Linked DNA regions of Homo sapiens: region 2 is linked to region 1. A link is a loop called in an ENCODE intact Hi-C map of the cell type or tissue named here. Cell type or tissue: heart left ventricle. All regions are shown on one strand. Each heading gives the region's core, and the rest is flanking DNA. Links, peaks and the distances in the headings are about the cores only.

The links. A loop is a pair of places that touch in the nucleus more often than their neighbours do. Peaks named below come from ENCODE experiments on the same cell type or tissue, not always from the same donor. Only the 100,000 strongest peaks of a DNase experiment are listed, where the experiment ranks them.
Region 2: a loop joins it to region 1, with 2.1 times the contacts of the local background. A loop is called at or near these places in 19 of 110 quality-filtered maps.

The regions. Positions count from the first base shown.
Region 1 is chr1:90,717,330-90,726,669 of GRCh38, forward strand. No RefSeq gene overlaps it. Among named protein-coding and RNA genes, the nearest start is that of BARHL2, 4.7 kb to the left of the region's middle. RefSeq lists enhancers at 7,485-8,040, 8,041-8,596, 9,153-9,340. In heart left ventricle, for the core only: a CTCF peak has its summit at 4,275; a DNase peak (open chromatin) is centred at 4,282; H3K27me3 peaks cover 2,500 bases.
Region 2 is chr1:90,832,019-90,841,358 of GRCh38, forward strand. All of the region lies in intron 1 of LINC02609 (long intergenic non-protein coding RNA 2609), which reads right to left. LINC02788 (long intergenic non-protein coding RNA 2788) reads left to right here and starts at 3,645. Exons shown (of 4, transcript NR_186594.1): 1 at 3,645-3,901. RefSeq lists enhancers at 2,742-3,381, 6,649-7,173, 7,987-9,340. In heart left ventricle, for the core only: no CTCF peak of the experiment used is centred there; a DNase peak (open chromatin) is centred at 4,193; H3K4me3 peaks cover 1,505 bases; H3K27me3 peaks cover 2,230 bases.

The DNA.
Region 1 (9,340 bases), core at 2,965-5,464:
GAAGGAAGGGTAATTGGGAAGTGGCAATCTGTGGATACTTTCGACACAACTTTTTTTCTTTTATGCAAAAAGTAGGGGTGGAAAGAAAAAAGATGCGGGGGGCGGGGGGAGTTAAAAAAATTTCTGAGAAAACTCGGAACTTGCGCTCCAGGAACGACTGCGCACGTGGCGCGGCGGTGGCGGCGCGGAGGACCCAGGCGAAGGCGAAGGCGAAGGCGAAGGCGCAGGCGAAGGCGAAGGCGCAGGCGGCGGGAAGCTACGCCAAAGCCGCCGCCGCCGCCGCTGCCGGGGTCTGCCCACAGCCTGGCACCGGGCGGCAGCGGTGGCGGCGGCGGACGCGGCAGGTGCAGCGACCGCGAAGCCCGGGCGGCCGCGCGCCCTCGGAACTCCCCCGCGGCTCCCGAGGTGGCAGCCGCGCGCCACTCGGCAGCCCCGTAGCCGAGTTTCTGAACTTTCTTGGAAAGTTGCGGGGCAGACACGGCCGCAGCGGTTGCGGCAACCCGAGGAGGAGGAGGAAGAGGAGGACGACGAGAAGGAGCAGGCACAGAAGGAGGAAGCGGCGGAGACGCGATGCCGGGCGACTCCGGCCGCTGCCGGGCGCGTTCGCTTGTAATCCGGCTGCTGGCGGGCGGCGCCGACCCCCTCCCGTGACGTCACGGCCACTACCGCCGCTCCCCGCGCCGCGCCGCGCCGGGCCCGCGCCCCCGCCACCGAGGCCGCGCGTCCGGCCCCGCGCCCCTATTGGCCGCGCCCGCGCGAGCGAGGGACGCCGACGTGCCAGGGAGCCAATAGGCGCAGCGCTCGTGAGCCCGTCAGCGGACTCGGCTCGGACTCCGCTGCTCTTTTGAGAACCCGCACATCCCTGAGCCCGCAGCCCTGAGCCGAACTCCGAGTCCAGTGGTCCCGGTGTCCACAATCACGAGTGCGAGGCAAAGGGAGAGGGAGGAAGAGATCAGAGGGAGACCAGAGAAAGGGAACCAAAGGGGAGAAAGAAAAAAAAAAGTAGCAAGGATTCGCCCGTTTTCTTAAGTCAGAAGAGAGAGAGAAGAGGACGGGAAGGGACTTACCTTTAGGCTCCAGCGCGGCGGCCCTCGCAGCCTCCCCAAACGCGCGCGGGAATAGTCCGAAGACATTAAGAGCGGAGGAAGGAGATCCCTGAAGGAATCCACAGAAAAGTGTGTCACTTCAGGCGCCGGAGCCTTGCATAAGCGGGCGGGTCGGCTCTGGGCTCTGATTTCTCGCCCGACGAACCCAGGCGCTCGGGCTCAGCCCGGCGGGAGGCGGATCCCTGAGAGGGACACAGCCGGGTCCGCGTCCACCAGGCGCTCTCGGGGAGGACGAGGCCTGAGGCTCCAAGCTGGGGAACCAGCCTGGTCTCCAGCTGGAAAAAATGCCTGGCCAGACGCTTTCTCCCGAACGGGGGAGCTAATGCCCGAGGCGTTCTCTGGTGGCGAGGGCAGCCACGGTTCACTGCGGTGTCGGGCGGGCGCGGGGCTCAGGACCCATAGCGGCTGGTCTGCAGCCCGCGCCCCTGCCGCGCCCCGCGGCAGTCCGTCCACCTCTGTCCCCCGGCCCCTTTCGGCGAGCGCTCATTTGGAAAGGAAACAGTCACTGCGGATCCACTTGGGACCCGGAGCATGACTGTAACGCCTCGTTGGAGTGTATCAACTTGCATTATTTTCTCTAGGACGTCTCCAACCTGTCTCATGTTGAATGTCAGAGTAATGGGAAGTGCCAGTGACAAGACGGCGTATTACTCCTGATTAAGTGCCGTGTCAACCTAATTAGCAGAGTAATTATAAGGTGCTAATGAATGATTCAAAGTTCTTTGAGTTACATTTTACTCCAAATTACCATTTTAAGAACCCTATGAATCTGCGAGGCGGGCATCGCTTCCGTGGCTAGGTCTGGAATGATGTTCGAGTGGCCTTTAATGTCTCCAAAGGCTGGGCCGAAATCTGGAGTTTAGTTGCAGTTCTGGAGGTCACTTTCTGGGCCACAGCTTTTATCTGTTGAGGACGAAGGGAGGGGTGTCAGGGAGGCAAATGACCTCCTGGGACAAGCTCTTGCCTTTCGGTCGGAACTGCTTCTGTGTGAGCCCTGGGTCCGGAAGCGGGTAGCTGGGCGACTCATCCTGCCTGCGTTTTCCTAGGGAAATCGGTGTGTTTGACCCAGAAAAAAAAAAAAAAAAAAAAAAAAAAACAGCACTACTTGGAGGGTGGGTTGAGCTGTTTCTCATCGTCTCAGTGGCATTTTTCCTAGGGCTGTTCCGAGAGAACAGCGGGGATTGAAGGGACGGAGGCAAGGAGATGCACAATCCGGGCAGCTCTCGCTCTTCTCGGAAGGCGAAGGGAGTTTGGCGGAGAAGACGGGGTTGGTGAGCCGAGGCGGGGACTCCGGACGTGCTCCATCCCGGCAGGGGCCGACAGTGGCCAGAGGGGTGCGGGGAGGCCCTCGGGAACGGGTGACTGGGCCCCGCCGGGTGGGGTCGGGCCACTGTAGGCTGGAGCGGGGTTGGATCAAATGCCTTTGGCGCGGGAACTGAGTGCTGGCCCGGGAGACCCTCCGGAGAGCTCGCGGGCTCGGCCTCGGCCTCGGCCTCGGCCTTCGGCCGCGGTTACCGAAACACAGACGGTAGACTTGTGGAGGTGGCTTATCCGAGGCCGCAGGGCCCGACGCTGCACAGCTTCGCAGCCTAAATATCCTGCGCCTCTGTCACAGTTGACCGCTGTGGGGAGGACAGGAAGGGCTCTAGGGCTGCCCGAGACTGCAGGCTGACCCTACCTACTCTACCCTCTTCAAATATCGATTAGGGTTCTTCCCATTCCAACATCATCATCCACCAACTTCCCGAATATGGTGCGTTTTCTCCTAGCCCTGGGAGGTTCCAACTCGAACTCCCCTCGCTGCATATTCAGGGTGGGAAGTAGGGAGGGGGAGAAAACAAATTTAAAATCCAGAACTGACGGCACTGCACAAATCAATTATTCTCGACCTTGATAAATAATTCATTTAAGCCTGTTTTTGTTTTGTTCCGACGCCTAAAATGACTCAAGAGCTCAAAAGGCTGATCGCACAGCTTGTGTTGGGCGGTTCGACAGGGTCTTTTTGCTTGGAATAATTCACAGCATTGGCAGGGGAGACGATGGAGATATGACCCTACAAAAAAAATGAAATCTATAAAGAAAAGGAGAGAGAAACGTGGAAGTGTTGGGGGCAGGGGAGAGCGTGTTTTGTGACAACTCTAAAGCAAAGCAAAAGGGAACCCAGTAGGCCCCACTTTGTGAATGTCTCAGATCATATTTTCTTAAGAAAAGGTTAATATCATAGAAGAGTTCTCTGGGTGGGTGTTAGATCAGCTTCCAGGAGCAATAACGGTAAGGGGAAAACACGACCTTGACTTTTATCAAGGCTGCTATGTTAGTAGTGGCCTGAAGATTCACAAAATGGACTTGAAGACCAAATTGCAAACTTAATGAAAAATTTTTTTTCAGAGCTGGAGTTTTGTTTAACTTTTCTCAGTTCTTTTTTCTCCAGACACATTCCTCTCTCGCATTTTTTTTCTGAAAGTATATAATGTATACATCCAAGAAGTCATGCATTTTCTGGCAAACATAATTCACTTTTCATTTTTAAAAATCACAATTCAGAAACACAATAGGGTGCAGATATATCATATTTCTAAACGAAAGAAAATGCTTTAACTGGATTTAATCTTAGATTTTCCCACTGGATTTAAAATACAAATAAATAGAGTCTCTAAACTGACATGAGTTTAAATATTAAACTCATTCACTTTCAGGCCCTCATTTCCTTAGAAGAAGGAGAAGGGGAAGAGAAAAAAAGAAACTTGTGTAATTTTTGGAAGATTTTGGAATTTTGGCCTAGAAAGCAGTTATTGCCAACTGTGGGTAACAGAGAACAAACTTTTCCTTCCCGGCTCTGAAGAACACATCACTGCCGATCAGCATCAAAGATGCTCCTTTCCCATCTCAGAGAATGATTCAAACACTTCAATATTTAACAAATTTTGTTCCTAGATAAACTCTCTACGATCCACTTTCACCATCTAGATTTAGTATTTGAGATTGTGTTTAAACTAGAGCATTCAGTTTTTTAAAAATGAAACTTAACTTTGAAGAAATCCACTCACACATTACGATGAACGTGGAGCTGGTGTTTCTTCCTATCATATTTAATTTTGAACGTTTCTAAGGGTCCACATGATGACAATGCCAAGTAAGGGGAATGAGGTGCAAAGACGCTTCCCTCCACTGGGCGGCGCCAAGAGCTCCGAACGGAGGGAGCTGCTATTGTTTCTTTCTATAAAAGATGCAAGATAAACAAATGAGCTCTCCACCTTCTAAGGCTGGCTCCCTGACGATTGTCTGACCTCTCGCCATTTCAAAGCTACAGAAACGTCGGAAGTTTCCTTTCTTTTTTGTTTTTTCAATTTATCAATATCTTTTCAACTATTTAAGAATTTGATACATATTTGCTTAGAAAAAATAATACATTAAAGAGAAATATCCTGGCAGTTCTGACCAAAAAGAAAACAGAGAGAGAAAGATATGAAAAGAACATAACTGAGTCCCTTAAATAGACTGAAACTGGGAGAGTGGAGTTGGGAGCAGATGGAGAAAGATAAAATGAAAGAAAAAAATAAGGTAACTGAAAAGTATGTTAACAGGAAGAAGTTAAAATGATAACCTGTGTAATTACTAATTGTTCTAGGGGAATGAAAGTTTTGAGAGATAGTTCTGATATCATAATACAATTTGCAAGAGCTATAAGCTTCACCAAATTTTAAAGATGAGCAGTTTGGAAGGAACCTAGTGAAGTTGACTCTCCTTGGGAGTTAGATGTGTGTTGTACAGAGGCAAACCACAGGAAGGTAAGCAGAAATGTAGAGGACAGAACGCTGGAGAAGAAAGTTTTCATCTCATTTTACCACTTTATGTGTTCGTGGGCAAGGCACTTAACCTTTTAATTACCAAATTCCTCCTCCACTAAAGAGGAGACTAGTTCTTGATTAGAACGGGGTGAGTGTAATGACCAAATAAGACATTCTATGTAAAAGCTCTTTACAAAATGTAAAGCAGCATTTGCTAAATACTATACACAAAAGTGGCAATGATCTCTAGCATAAGCAACACCCAGTAGCTATATTTGTTTTCACTTCTTCCTTCCCTCATTCATTTTGTTCATTCACTCAATCGATAAACATTATTGAATGTTCATTCTATGCCAGGTGCTTGAGACTGGGACACCAACTCACCTCAGGTTTGACAAGAACTTGTGCTGGAAAACTGTCATAAATACAATGATACAAATTAGAACCTGCTACAGTGGGAGTGAGAAAGAGAGTGGGGAGTCTTACACTGGGACAAGTTGGGGGAACAGTAAAGCTTTCTAAAGGAAATGAAGTGTGTTCAGTCATGACTGCATCTCAAGCAGTGGGATGTAGAGGGATTTCTATGGTAGCTGAGGGTAATAATGGTGCAAAAATGTCCATGAATTGTCCAAAATTTTAATCTCCTGACTGTAGGGCTGGGCTGCAATCTGTAGACATATGTTGGCTCTAGGGGGTCTCTTCTGGGTCCAGCCGGAAGAGACAAAATACTCTTTGACACTTTGGAGGGAAAAGGAACTAACTGCACATGTTTACAGGCCTGGGCAGCAGCATATACAGCCGGTTACACAGTCTTAGATTTGATCCCAAGAGGTGATCCAGTCCCCTCAAGGACTGTATCCTCTTTTCCCCACCTGCACTCTTGCTTCCTTTCTTCTTTCTAGATTTTCAAATCATGGACGGCTTGGTGACCTTAGCAGGCCCAGAAAGAGGGCTCCTCCAATTCAGGTGTGGAGATTGGGAAGGTGACAAGGTGAAGGCAATTGAAGGAAGAGCCGAGGGGGACATGGGGAAGGATTTTGTTTCACCCCTCCTAAGTTGAACCATTGTCCTTTGAAGGCCGGCTCCTGGAGAAATTAAAGGGCCCCTGTGTGACACAGCCATGTCATACATAAACAGAACTCTGAAGCCTATCAACTCCTGAGGCTAAGTAAGAGGGAATGTAGGGGCCAAGGCAGAAGAGAAACCAAAACCTCAGAGCGCTGAGCAAAGATGCCAATCAGAGAAAGAGAAATTCATTTGCGATGTTAATTAACAAGCGGCTAATTAAAACGGCACTTTGAGTGCTAATCAATCGCCTTATTAAGTTACAGCCATCACTGGAACAAATTGAAACCTCCCCGCCCCGTTTTCTGCCTTTGGTGCAGGCGGGGCCGCGTTCCCAGATACCGTGAGAGGCCTTGGGGCGCGGAGGTTGGGGGCAGCCTCGGTCAGCTTTCTCAGTCTCTCCCAGGTCTACAGAATACGCCACTGGACAAGTGCCTAAGCAGCGACTTCTGGTCCAGACACACCGCCCGGGGAGTAAGTAGTTGCGTCGAAGAACAACTCATTCAGCAGCAGTTAACACCGACGTTTCCTCCTAGAAAGAGCTCCCGCAAAGCGGGGGGATGTGACCTGTGGGCCCCCAGCAGGGGTAGGAGGCAGTTCAGCCCGAGAGGGGGCGCTCTAGGGCCTGGATCCTGCATCCCTATTTCCTGGAACACACCCAACGCCTCATTCTGAAAACCCTGCTTAGGCCCTGGCCCTGGTGCCGCTCAGCAACCAGGAAAGAGCTGGACCTGCCTTCAGGCAGCAAGAACAGGACTGCCAGCCTCCTGTGGCTCTGTCTCCCGAGGCTCCATGAGAAGGGGATGGGGGTGCAAGAAGGGAAGAGTGAGGTGGTGTGCTGGGCGTCGGGGACGAGGACGCACGCCAGCCAAGACGTGCCTCCCACCCAGCCCACGCGCGCTTCCCCACCCCCCTGGCCCTCCAAAATCGGTAAGAGAATTAAGATTTCGAATCCCTATTTTGAGGAGCCTTCCGCATTTCCTAATTGTTAAATTCCTGCTTTTCACCAAATTCCCGGGGGAGAAACATTTGGCAATAAGAAGGGACTGTGAATTTAAATGCTAATTGAGTGGGTCCTTTTTCCGCAGCTCCACCTGCCTGGCAGCCTCTGTTGAAACCAAACACACTCGGAGCGCCCAGTGCAACATTCTTGGGGTGCCGAGTAGAAGCGCAGTAAAGAGAGACCCTAGCGGACTCCTGTCTGGTTTGCTTTTTACCGACTCTTACAGAAAAAAAGAGAATGCCATTGGAAGAAGCTCTTTTGCGTGGTGGGCGATGTGTGGGTGGGGGACTTGTGGCATGGCCCACGGTGTTGTTTCTGTGCCTGCGATGACACACGTATGTCTTGAGCTGTGGGCTCGCCTTCCTGGAGGTGCGCCCGACCGCATCTGCTGGTGGGTCTGAGCGTGCTTGGGGTGTCCCAGGAGAACTGAGAGAACGGCTCCCACGTGCAAAGTTCCAAAGCATTAATATTTTCATCATATTATCATTATTCAATATAATAATATTTGTTCGGTTAGCGGCACTAATTAGGCCACATTAAAACCGTAGTGTGTCCCTAATGGTGCGTAATGTGCTCACACTCACATTTTTCTCTCTGAGGATGGGCGGCTGCAGGCTGGTAGGGGAGGAGAGACAGGCAAGCGGCGGGCTGGATTAGGGCGTGACGCCCCCCACCACGCACACAAACATACACAGCCCACTGGATGTCTGCCGGGTGGGAGCCGCAATCTCCGCGCGGTCGATGGGGCCCTCCGCTGCGCACTCGGCCCTGCGCCGAGCACCCTGCAGCCTCCTCCCGCGACACGGCGCTTTGAACTCGGCGGATTGATTTTGCTTCCCTTCCCCCTTTTGTGTGTGTTTGCGTTCAATTGGTTAGGTTTTTAAGATTTGGGAGGGCTGGTGTGAAAGAATTAAAATACTCTTAACTGGAGCCCCTCCGCCGAGAACTGGAGGTCCCGCCTCCTAGTTCGGCGCTTTCAGGACCCTCTTCCCAGAGGGAATTTCTTTCAGAAATTCCAGGGTGGGCTTGTAAAAGACGCTTCCGCAGAGCAGGTCCCGTCAGGGTCTTTTTCCTGTTCCTGGTGCCAGCGGTCGGCCCGGGCGCCCCGCAGACCTCGGCGAGGTAGATGTTAAGCTCGGAGAGTGCCCCTCCCGCAGGCGCCGTGGCGAGATCACTCTGAATATGTAACATATTTGTAACGTGCGCCGAGGTGTGATGTGTGTGCTGAAATAGGGGGATGGGGGAATTCGAAGCCGGATTGGGAAGGCGGGGGGGAGGCGCACAGAACTCACAATGTACTTCGCAATCTAACAATCTGAACATTCATTTATTAAAAGCTGCTGCGTGACATTTACACTGAGCCACCAGTCTCTGCCTCTAATCCGGGCGAAAACGATTGTACTGCCGAGTTATGGCTGCAGCGTATGGGGACGCTGCTGTCCGCGGCCGGACAGAGCCCATCAGCTACAACGCGGAAGGCCTCTGCACCCCCTTGGGGGCGGGAGGAAAGTACTGCCAGTCCTGCCTGGGGGCCGAGGGTAACAAGCACCGAGCCTCTCGCTCCACGCAGGGCCAGCTGCCCAGCTCAGCGAAGCTCTTGTGATCTGGTGCGTGTCTCTCGCTCTTCCCTCCCCATCAAAGAAGTAAACTTTCTACCTACTCCCCCTAATCCGATCGTTTAGAGCTGCTGTTTTCCTTTTGTCAGATTCCTCCTCCCCGATCAGTCTGAGTACACGATCAGAACTGCTCAGAGAGCAGGAAGCACATTGATTTCAGCTTGTTCTGTCCACAGACAGGCCCTGACAAGGTTGTTAGAACAGCCGGAGAGGTCTATACAATCACTTAATTACCAAAACTGTCAGTCAGGCGGGACGCGGATCCGCGTCCCGGGCTGCGCTAGGCATTCCAGCACTGGGCCGCGCGCGTGATTGATCGGTGCTGATAGCACCGCAAAATAATTACGGCGAATTTTCTGATGTGTGATTTTATCCCAAGTTCATGCTTCAGAGAGGTAATCGGAGAATGAGAAGGGTCAGTGCCATTTCGGATTACCTGGAATCTGCGAGAAAGGGTAAAATGGGGGAAGGAGCTCCGAGGAAAACGGGAGAGATGGGGGTGCAGAGAGAGAGGGAAGAAGAAAGCGAGTTATGGATTGCTGGAGGGACTGCAAGCAATTCGTCAAACTGTGCAAGTGATTTCCTTCAGAGCCAGCATATGGCAGATTGATTTTGTCCAACGTCGGTTTTAGCCACATTTAAAATGATCCAGCGGTTATTACTGCGATTGGCTTAGGAACTGACAGGCAGTTTTAGGCGCAAGGAGTATAGATCCTGTTTACCGGAGATGTGTTCGTAACTGCTGTCAAATACAGTTAAGTA
Region 2 (9,340 bases), core at 2,957-5,456, 110 kb after region 1:
CCTCATGGGCCTGACTTGTCTGCTGCCGTGCTGTCCTCAGCAGCGCCGTGGGGTGGTGACTAATTGCCCCCGTAAATCACCGAGCAGCACTGTGCTACTCCGTTTATTTTTCTGACAGTAATTTAGTGCTTGCTCTTTCCCACACTTGTCATTCCGTGTTTTTCCTCACATTAGAAGCCTGTAGAAAAAGGACAGTAATTAACGGTGCAATACATACTCATGGAAGCTCTTTCATCATATTGTGATAATTGTGCTCCTTGTCTGTCAAGGTAACCTCTCAGTTTCTAAGCTTCATGCAGCATTATTTGTCAACTTTAAACTGAGGATACCGTTTTGACTGGAACTGAGCTACTTCCAACCAGCTTTCCTATTTGTCCAAAGAGGAGATCATTTATATTTTAGGCAATGTGTCAAAAATTTTAGCCTGATCCGCACAATAAGACGAAAGAGTCATAAAAAAGATACACTTGGGTTCTTCATTATTGGTGGGTTCTGAGGATGCGGGATTAGGAGTGTTAGGGGGATGCAGAGAGAGAGGGTGCGCATTCTGAGACTTTCCAGAGCAACCACCAAATATCTCATGCTCTCTAGCTTAAAAAGAAAGGGACCCTTTCTCTAATGCCAATGCCGAAATTTCCTTCCAGCTTGCTCTTTTGAATAATCAAAATAATTTCCAAAGTTCTTTTGGACCCGGGTGATGCCAGCACCCAATTTCAATCAGACACACAGTCGAGAAGCAAGGGACTGAGGAGCTCAGCAAGAGATGGGGATCTCTGTGCCAACAACCAACTACAAACAAAAGCTTTCTGCAGCATTTCCCTGGGATTGTATGAAAATGTTACAGCTCTTTGTAGTTTCAGGGGCTTCAGGGAATAATTAATCGACACAAAATCTGAAGCCCTACTAAAGTTATACCTCTCCATCTGTAAATCTGCTAAATGGAATGAATTCTTTTAGAACTGCTTCCTATGCTTCAAATGTCTGAAAAAAATAAAAAGCTAGCTTCCTACTTTCCTGCCACAAGGTTAACTTAATAGTAAGATATCAGGGAAATATTTTTTGAAGCTATTTCAGATTTTATTGAGGCTTTTTGACTGCTCCGCACCTTTCAGTCAGCTTTTTTTTTTGGCACTTGTACTGTTTTTTAATATCTTTCTCCCACTGTCATAGACAGAGGCTAATGGGATGTGTGGTCAAGATTTTGGGATCCATCAATGCCTCTGTCTAAAATTAGCATGGACCCAATACATCAGCTGCCAGAGCTGTCACAATCTCTAGTCTCTGATCTTCATTATATACTTCTCTGGTGCTACCTGTCTTTTCTCTAGACGGAAAACTACAGGCCCAGCCAGCCCTGACAAAGGGGTCCACCACACCCTTCAATGTCATACTCCACCAGAAAGCCATCCAGAAGCTTCCCCCAGAAATGTGGTTAAAAAAATAAACATCATTCCTGCTGTTCCTTAACATGGTTCTCTCCAGAGAAGGCAGTGTCTCTCCACAAAGGCTTTTCAGTGGGAATTAGTCTATTAAAAACTATTAACATAATTAGGAATCTCCTGCCCTTGTAACTACAGAGACCCAAGCCTTGATTATTCATGCTCCCGTCATTGTTATCGGGGTCTCCTCATCTCATTTACACTGCATGACCTCCCCTGCTCACTGGGAGCTGGGTCTCTGTGCTTATGAGGGTTGCTTGTTTCTTTTTTCGCAGAGATTATATCAGTAACTGCTAAGAAGGTCATGATAAAATGAAAAGAGTAAACCAGGGATACAGCTGGGGACTTTCCTGTTCTTTTCCTTCCCCTGATTAGCAAATCAAAGCTGCCTGAATGATTCACACTTTTCACCTGATTTTTGTCCTTTTCACTAATCATGTAGCAATTTTCTCTTGACTGACAGTTTTCTTTATAATTGGCCCTGATCTAGTAGGGTTCTAATAACCAGAAAATCCCCTCTGTGGGTCCAAAGGCTCTGGCGAATCGTCTCTCTTCTTTCCCTGGGCCATCTGTGGGCTGTGGCAAGCCACGTTTGTGGGAATAGAAGCTGCCTAATCTAAATGTTCAATAATGGTGTGAATATTCTATGAGGAGTGGAGTTAAGGACTTGAGGTAGCAGATTCTAATTACTGTTCATTTGCCAGAGTATCAAAGCCTAATTACTGTTCATTTTATGCTCCTGAGGAAAGGCGAAGTCAAAGCAGGGTTGTGCAGCCGCCCCCAGAGATCCCCAGTAAGCCTTTATCTGTCTTTCTGTTTAAATAGGTTGAGTGTTAGTATGTTAAATTACATCCTAGAAGCAAACAGATTCCACAAACAAACACCGTGATCTATGTTCTAAATAAAGAGTAGATGGCATTTGTAATACCTGGTTTATGCCTTCGCTCCTCTTTTCTGATTTATCTTTTTAATACGAGCAATAAATATCTGGGAGAAATTTAGTGAGCCATCCCTTTTCAGGCGGCAGTTCATCTTTGAAAGGATTTTCTCACCTCCTTCAACGGAAGTTTCCGCAGTCGCTATCTGCCACCTATTTGACAATTTCTGTCACCAATTAGCAACTAAATCAACATCAGCAAAAAACAAAAAGTGAAGATGCTTACAGTGCCTGGCTGCGTGTGTGCGGGCAGAGGCCCCACGCGAGAGGCTGGGGCTGCGGTGGGCGGCGTGTCTGTGGCGCACCCCTCTCTCCTGCACACACGGCTCTTGTTCGCGTGCGTACCCATGAGTGTGCTTCCCTATATATTTCTGCATGTATACATGCGTACATATTTCCTCCACCACATTAGGAGGCATCATATTGTTATCAATTCGCCGCAGCGCTCAGCAATAGATCAATGTGCCTGCCTTCGCAGGGAGGGATTGATGGGCCGGATTGAATTGTCTAGCTTTTCCTATCAAGAAGTTTGTCAGGTAATCTGCTGGCTGCAGTGTGAATTTACAAGCTGCAGACAACAACCTAATGAGGGAGCCAAGCTGTTAGGCGGGCTGCTCGCTCCATGATGAGATGCTAAATGAAAAGCTGGTGCGACACACGCAGTTTGTTATCATTCAATCTGCTTGAAACCGCAAACTGGTCATTATCCAGCCATTATTTTAGTTGATTTACAATCGCAGTGGATGAAGCAATTGCTGTGGCTTGTTCAATCCCCTGGCGGGAAGATGGGAACCAGCTTGTAATTTGCATTTACACGATCTGACTGAGCAGCTTATTAGATCTGGATATTTATTTTCCACTTAACCGATGTTTGATTACACTTTAATAAAGTACAAGAAAACTGTCTGGCTGCCTGCGTCTGATTGATCCTGCCGGGTGGTTTCTCTGGGATTTTTCGTAATGAAACAAGAGAGACCAGGGATGATGCATCTTAAGAAAGTGACAAAAACAGTTGACTATTACTCAGACGGGCTTTCGAGCAACGCGAGGAGCCGGCGCCGAGAGGCGCGAAGGCCCCGGCTCCTCAGCTCCAGGCCGCAGAAGCCCCAGGGCAGAGCCTAGACCAGCCCGGCGCCCCCACGGGTTGGGCCCACTTTCAAGCGGCGCCCGCGAGGAGCTCAGACAACGTCCAGCAGGAGGCTGAGAGGGGCGAGCCCACGGGGCTGGCCGGGAGAGGACCCTCGAGCGCGAGCGAGTGGCCTCGAGGCAGACGAGGAGCAACCCCCAAACCCCGAGCCCCAGGCCACCGAGCGCAGGAACTGGGGAGGAGGAGCGGTTTTCGCCCCTGGGGGCGTTTAGTCAGAAATGTTAGGAGAAGGTGCCTGAGGGAGGGGCCGCCAGTCGCAGCGGAGACTCCCCGTCCCCTCTCACCTCAGGGCTTCGGCGTTGGGGTCCGGCCTACAATCTCTTCTTCTGCCCAAGCGAAATCCAGGGGAGTGACACTGGAGGCGTCTGCACCCACAGGGCAGTGACGCGGGCCTCGACTGGGGAAAAGGGCGGAAGGGCTGAGTCCCTTTCCCTATTCCACCCATTTCCCGAGTATCTACCTCAGGGTTAGCCAGCGGCCCCCCAGCGCTTAGGCCAGCCTCGAGGGCAAAAGGCAACCCCACCCAGGCCGGTGAGGCGCGTCTTCGGGCGACGCCACCATCCAGGGTCCGCGGCCGCAGGGAGAACTCGCCTCCCCGCCCCGGCACGGGCACTGTCTGCGGCCACGTGCCCCGGAGGTCGCGGCCCAACCAGCCCCGCCGACTTGTTCCGCTTTCGCCCCAGCCCCCGGCGGGGCGGGGTGGACGGCATCCAGATCGGGATCCTGAACGCCCAGCGGGGCCGGGATCGCCTCCTCTCAGATGATCAGCCAGCGTCCCAAAACCGCTGTCGCGTCCCCTTGGTGTCTGGGTTGGGGTGGGAGAAGGCAGTCCAGGAAGAAGATACTCGTCTTTGGCCAAAAGCCGATTGAGCGGAAGTGAGAGAGACCGGGATTTGATATCAACTACCCGCAAGCCCCCCCACTCCAGGCCCCCTGATTGTTATGAAATGGGCCGGCAGGGTGCCCACTAGAAATCTAAATTACCCTTCCTCACTGGTGCCTGGAGTAGTCCTTTGGCCGCGCAGTAAACTAATGTTGCTTGCTTTCTCCTCCACCTTCCCTCATCAGTGTTTTCTCCAGATCTTACATAATGCTTAACCCAGTTGTTCTGACCTAAAATTAAAACATATCCCTTAACAGTGTTCCCAGACAAGGGTAACTATAGAAATTCTGCCTGGAAATAATGCCCTTTAGACTGAGGCTGTTACCTATACAAGTTGCTTTCCTGCTACTTCCTTCTGGAACAAGATGAAAATCCCCCAATAGAAGCCTGAAGTGACGGAAACTATTACTTCTATGCTGTTTAGTGCGAGGGAGAACAATAACAACAACAACAAAAATACTTCAACCCCCCCCCCCCAATTTTAAATTTTCTGATAACTTTGAACACCTTGGCATTTTAAAGATCCAGGTGGCATTTTATCGATAAGAGTTGTAATTGATACGAAATTTTACAAGTTCATTTCACCTTAACTGTCAATTGAGTTTATTTTCCTTAACCAAACAAGCCATTTCCTTAAGGTCATTTAAAACTGAATTTCTTTCCAGCACGCACCATATAGTTTGCTCATCCCTGTCTTGTTAAGGGACACCTAAAAAACAAATACTATTACATATGTGTGCATATTACAATCATGAGGCAGTATTTCAAATTAGCACTTTATTCAACTAAGGTGAGAGGGGTTTTGTTTTCATAAAATTGATTAACAAAATATGTTCTTACATATAGATAGCTTTTCTGAGATTAAGTACATTTTCAGTGAAATAAGCACGGACTGACTGAGGCTGCCTGGTGGCAGTAAGATTGTGGAGGAAAAGAGACAGTATTGTCAATGTATGTAATTTTCACCCTGAACACGGTGTGTTTGTTTTTTAATTTTCAATCCTCGTCCTACATTTGCCAAGACATCCACCTCTGCAATGGAGGGGCGTATATACAGGGTCTGTGGTTTTGAAACAGCACACAACTCTGTGCTGCAAATGGCTCTGATCTAAGGTTTAGGAATACCTGGGGCCTGGGGCGCTCCCTTGGTTGTTTGCAGTTCTGTAGTTCAGAGCCTCAGCCAACATGAGCCCCATAGACGAGCTCCGCAGGTGTCTTACACTCCAGTGTGGACAGCAACATTCCTGGCAGAGACTTGTGGGTTAGACAGTACCCCCTGGCATAGCACAAGAGCACGGAGTATGAAACAGTCCCAACTGTAGTAGTGACAGCCTCATCCTCCTGGACAAGAGAAGGAGCAAACGTCACAGATTTACCTCTTCTACATAAAACCAGTTGGTGAGGTTTTTACTTCTTTTCACTTTATGAAAACAATTAACATAGAAATTCAATACAAAACGTGTATCAAATTTAAAGACACAGAAATCACGAAACTCAATTTTTTAAATTAAGTACATATCACATTTCACATACAACACATGCCAGAATTTCCTTGTGGCAAGCGAATTCACTGAAGACCTGCAGTGCATCACATCACAATGTGGAAAACACAGATGTGACTTTCTTTCAGTCTAATTGCATACTACAGGAAATGTGGTTTCAGGTCAGTGTGACCTACTTGTAAATCTAGACTTATATGTCCATACCTGCCTATGTGCAACCCAGCCTATAAGATTCTGTTTCTAGGCTGGGCGTGGTGGCTCACGCCTGTAATCCCAGCACTTTGGGAGGCCGAGGCAGGTGGATCACCTGAGGTTAGGAGTTCGAGACCAGCCTGGTCAACATGGTGAAACCCCGTCTCTGCTAAAAATACAAAATAAGCCAAGCGTGGTGGTGCATGCCTGTAATCCCAGCTACTCGGGAGGCTAAGGCAGGAGAATCGCTTGAACCCGAGAGGCAGAGGTTTCAGTGAGCTGAGATCGTGCCATTGCACTCCAACCTGGGCAACAAGAGTGAAACTCCATCTCAAAAAAAAAAAAAAAATATATATATATATATATATATATAAAGGAATATATATATATATATAAAGGAATATATATATATAAAGGAATATATATATATATATGTATATAGTGTTTCTAAAATTAAGAAAAAAAAAGTATTTCCTTAGTTATGCATTTTTTTTCTCACCATGGGCTTTGGGTGAGCTGTTTTTCTACTGTCCTAAAAGTTTTTCCCAAGTCTCTCTAGGGCCAGGAAATTAACACAAATTTGATCTGAGATGCTAATGGAAACTTTCTGCTTGGGACCTGCCTACAGACCACCTTTCCCACATTGAAACTAACACACTTCTGCTACACACTCCTGCTATAATAAGAGCAGTAGGCATTTGGGTAGAGCAAAGAATTCTGTGGAATAAGGGTGGGAGCAGTGGGGATGAGGGGATGGGGAGATCATCAATACATAACATATACATAACAAGAGACAACAGGAAAGAATGCAGAACCAGAGTCTGTTCCCAATGTTTAAAGAGAACCTCCCCCAACTCCTTCTCAAGTCCTGACCATAGGGAGCAGGTCCTCATAGCTCACACCTATTTTCTGGAGAGCACAAAGGCTGAGGGCATCATTCAGATTCTGGTGACCTGCAACCAATACAATATTTGTGGAATGGGAAGTTCTGTCCTAACCCTGGAAACAAAATAGAATTGTAGTCTCCTAAGCAGGCAGTCACTGCCTCCAAACCTCTGCGCCCAGAATCTTGAAGGAGAAGCTTCCAAATTTCGCCAAGATGGCTCAGCACGCCCGTAATCCCAGCACTTTGGGAGGCTGAGGTGGGCAGATCACTTGAGATCAGGAGTTTGAGACCAGCCTGACCAACATGGCGAAACCCGGTCTCTATTAAAAATACAAAATTAGCCCAGTGTTGTGGCAGGCACCTGTAATCCCAGCTGTTCGGGAGGCTGAGGCATGAGAATCACTTGAACCCGGGAGGTGGAGGTTGCAGTGAGCCGAGATCATGCCACTGCACTCCAGCCTGGGTGAGAGAGCGAAACCCTGTCAACAACAACAAAAAAAAAAACAGATGGCTCAGCAAACTGAAAGTGGCTGCATCTGAGAAAAAGGAATCTTGGCACTGAGAGTGGGTGTGTGGGAGGAGGAGGGATAGTGGTCAGGGCCTGATTGTATCTGCAGACTGTTACCTATACAGGTGGGATTCGATGACTAAGAACATTTCCTAGGGTTTCTCCAGTGAGTTTTGGCTATCTCTTGAGGCCCCTTTCCCTAGGTTTTGGAATTTCACGTAAAGCTGGGAACTTTGCCCCACCCTCCAACATCTTTTTCTATGGGAAAAGAAATCTCTGGCTAGGGGAAGTTAACCTTTATTTTAAAGTATGTGAACAATCCCCATCTCCTTGAAAGTCCTGAAGAGAAATTCAGCAGAGTGGCATTTTCCTGCTTTCTGAACACATCACCTACCAATTTACCCAGGGTGCTGCAGTGGAGGCGGCCAAATAGCACCTGAGATAAGAGAAAGGAAATACAATCCTACAAAGTTGAACAAACAAGTATTATTCCAGCCTCTCTCTCCTTCCCTATCCTGCCCCTCTCCGACTCCAAGAATAAGTCACCAGAGTCCCCTAGAAGATTCTTGAGTTTCTGCTCTTAAACGGCTCCTTTTCCAAGGAGGAACGAGGTCTGTTTTCTGATGTTGGGGCCTCAGATACTCTGTGATTGCAACTTAATTTTGTCGTTGCTTCTTTTCAAGATTATTTGGAATGAATTGTTTCTTTTGTTTACTATCCAACAAACGACCTCTGCTAATCTTGTATTTTATCTCCCTAACATATGGAAAAGCTATTTATTCTAGCCAATCACAATAAAGTGAAGAAAACCCCATTTTATGGAAAGGTATATATCACTAGTCTGTTGATCATTAAAGATATGATTACCAGTGAAAACCCTCTGAAGGTGGCACATTTATGCTTCCAGGAACAGATGGGGACACGCATTTTCCTTGCAAATACTTTTGAAATTGCTCTACTGGTAGCAGTATAAAAATGATATACAGATGCCAGGGCCGGCATGGCCAGGATGAGTGCGCCAGATTTACACAGTAAAGCCTTCACACGCGGGCTGTCAGTTTTGATTGATCTCTACTATACCTCAGGAACTTGTTGACTAGGTAGGGAAACAGTGCAAATAATTCACTGCAGCAAGTCAGATAATTCACACAACCAATCGGTCTGCTTCACTTTCTGGCTGTGACATACGAGCCTTCCCTACAAAGATGCATCATTTTCCAGCTTGAGCAATATTCAATGTCAGGGAAGAAAAGGTATTAAAGCCACACAAAAGGAGTTCGACTATCGCAGAACGAGAAGTTATTTTGGTAATGGGGGACAGATCCCGCTCTACTCCAAGTCCCACCAGAGCTTTCAGACCCAATTGTCATTATCATATTGATTAAAAAAAAGTTCGTCATAGTGCAATTTTAGGTTTAACGCCAACAGATCGGGAAAGAGCAAAGAATTATCCCACAAAAGCACAACATTCTTACCACAGGGACGTTTCCCTGTTCCAGTTCATTGATGGAGTTGATTAAGTTTAAATGAAGCAGACACTGGATAAAAGTAAGGGTATTGACCACTGGGCACCGAGATCCGTGCTTGAAAGGACCTGATACATGCAGAAAAGCAAGATTTGCTAAATGCTCTAATCTTCAATCAAATCTTACATCAATACAGACAAAGTTTGGTAATGAGAGATTCAATGAAGCATGCGGGAGAAAGAATTAATCCTCTTGGTCTAAACTGGCTTCAACTTTGAAGCTTGCTCCGAAGGAAAGACAGTTATCTAAATGCTAAATAAGAAACTTATTGTACTTTTCATGGCATGCTAATCTTTTGTCTATTTCATCTCTATTATGTG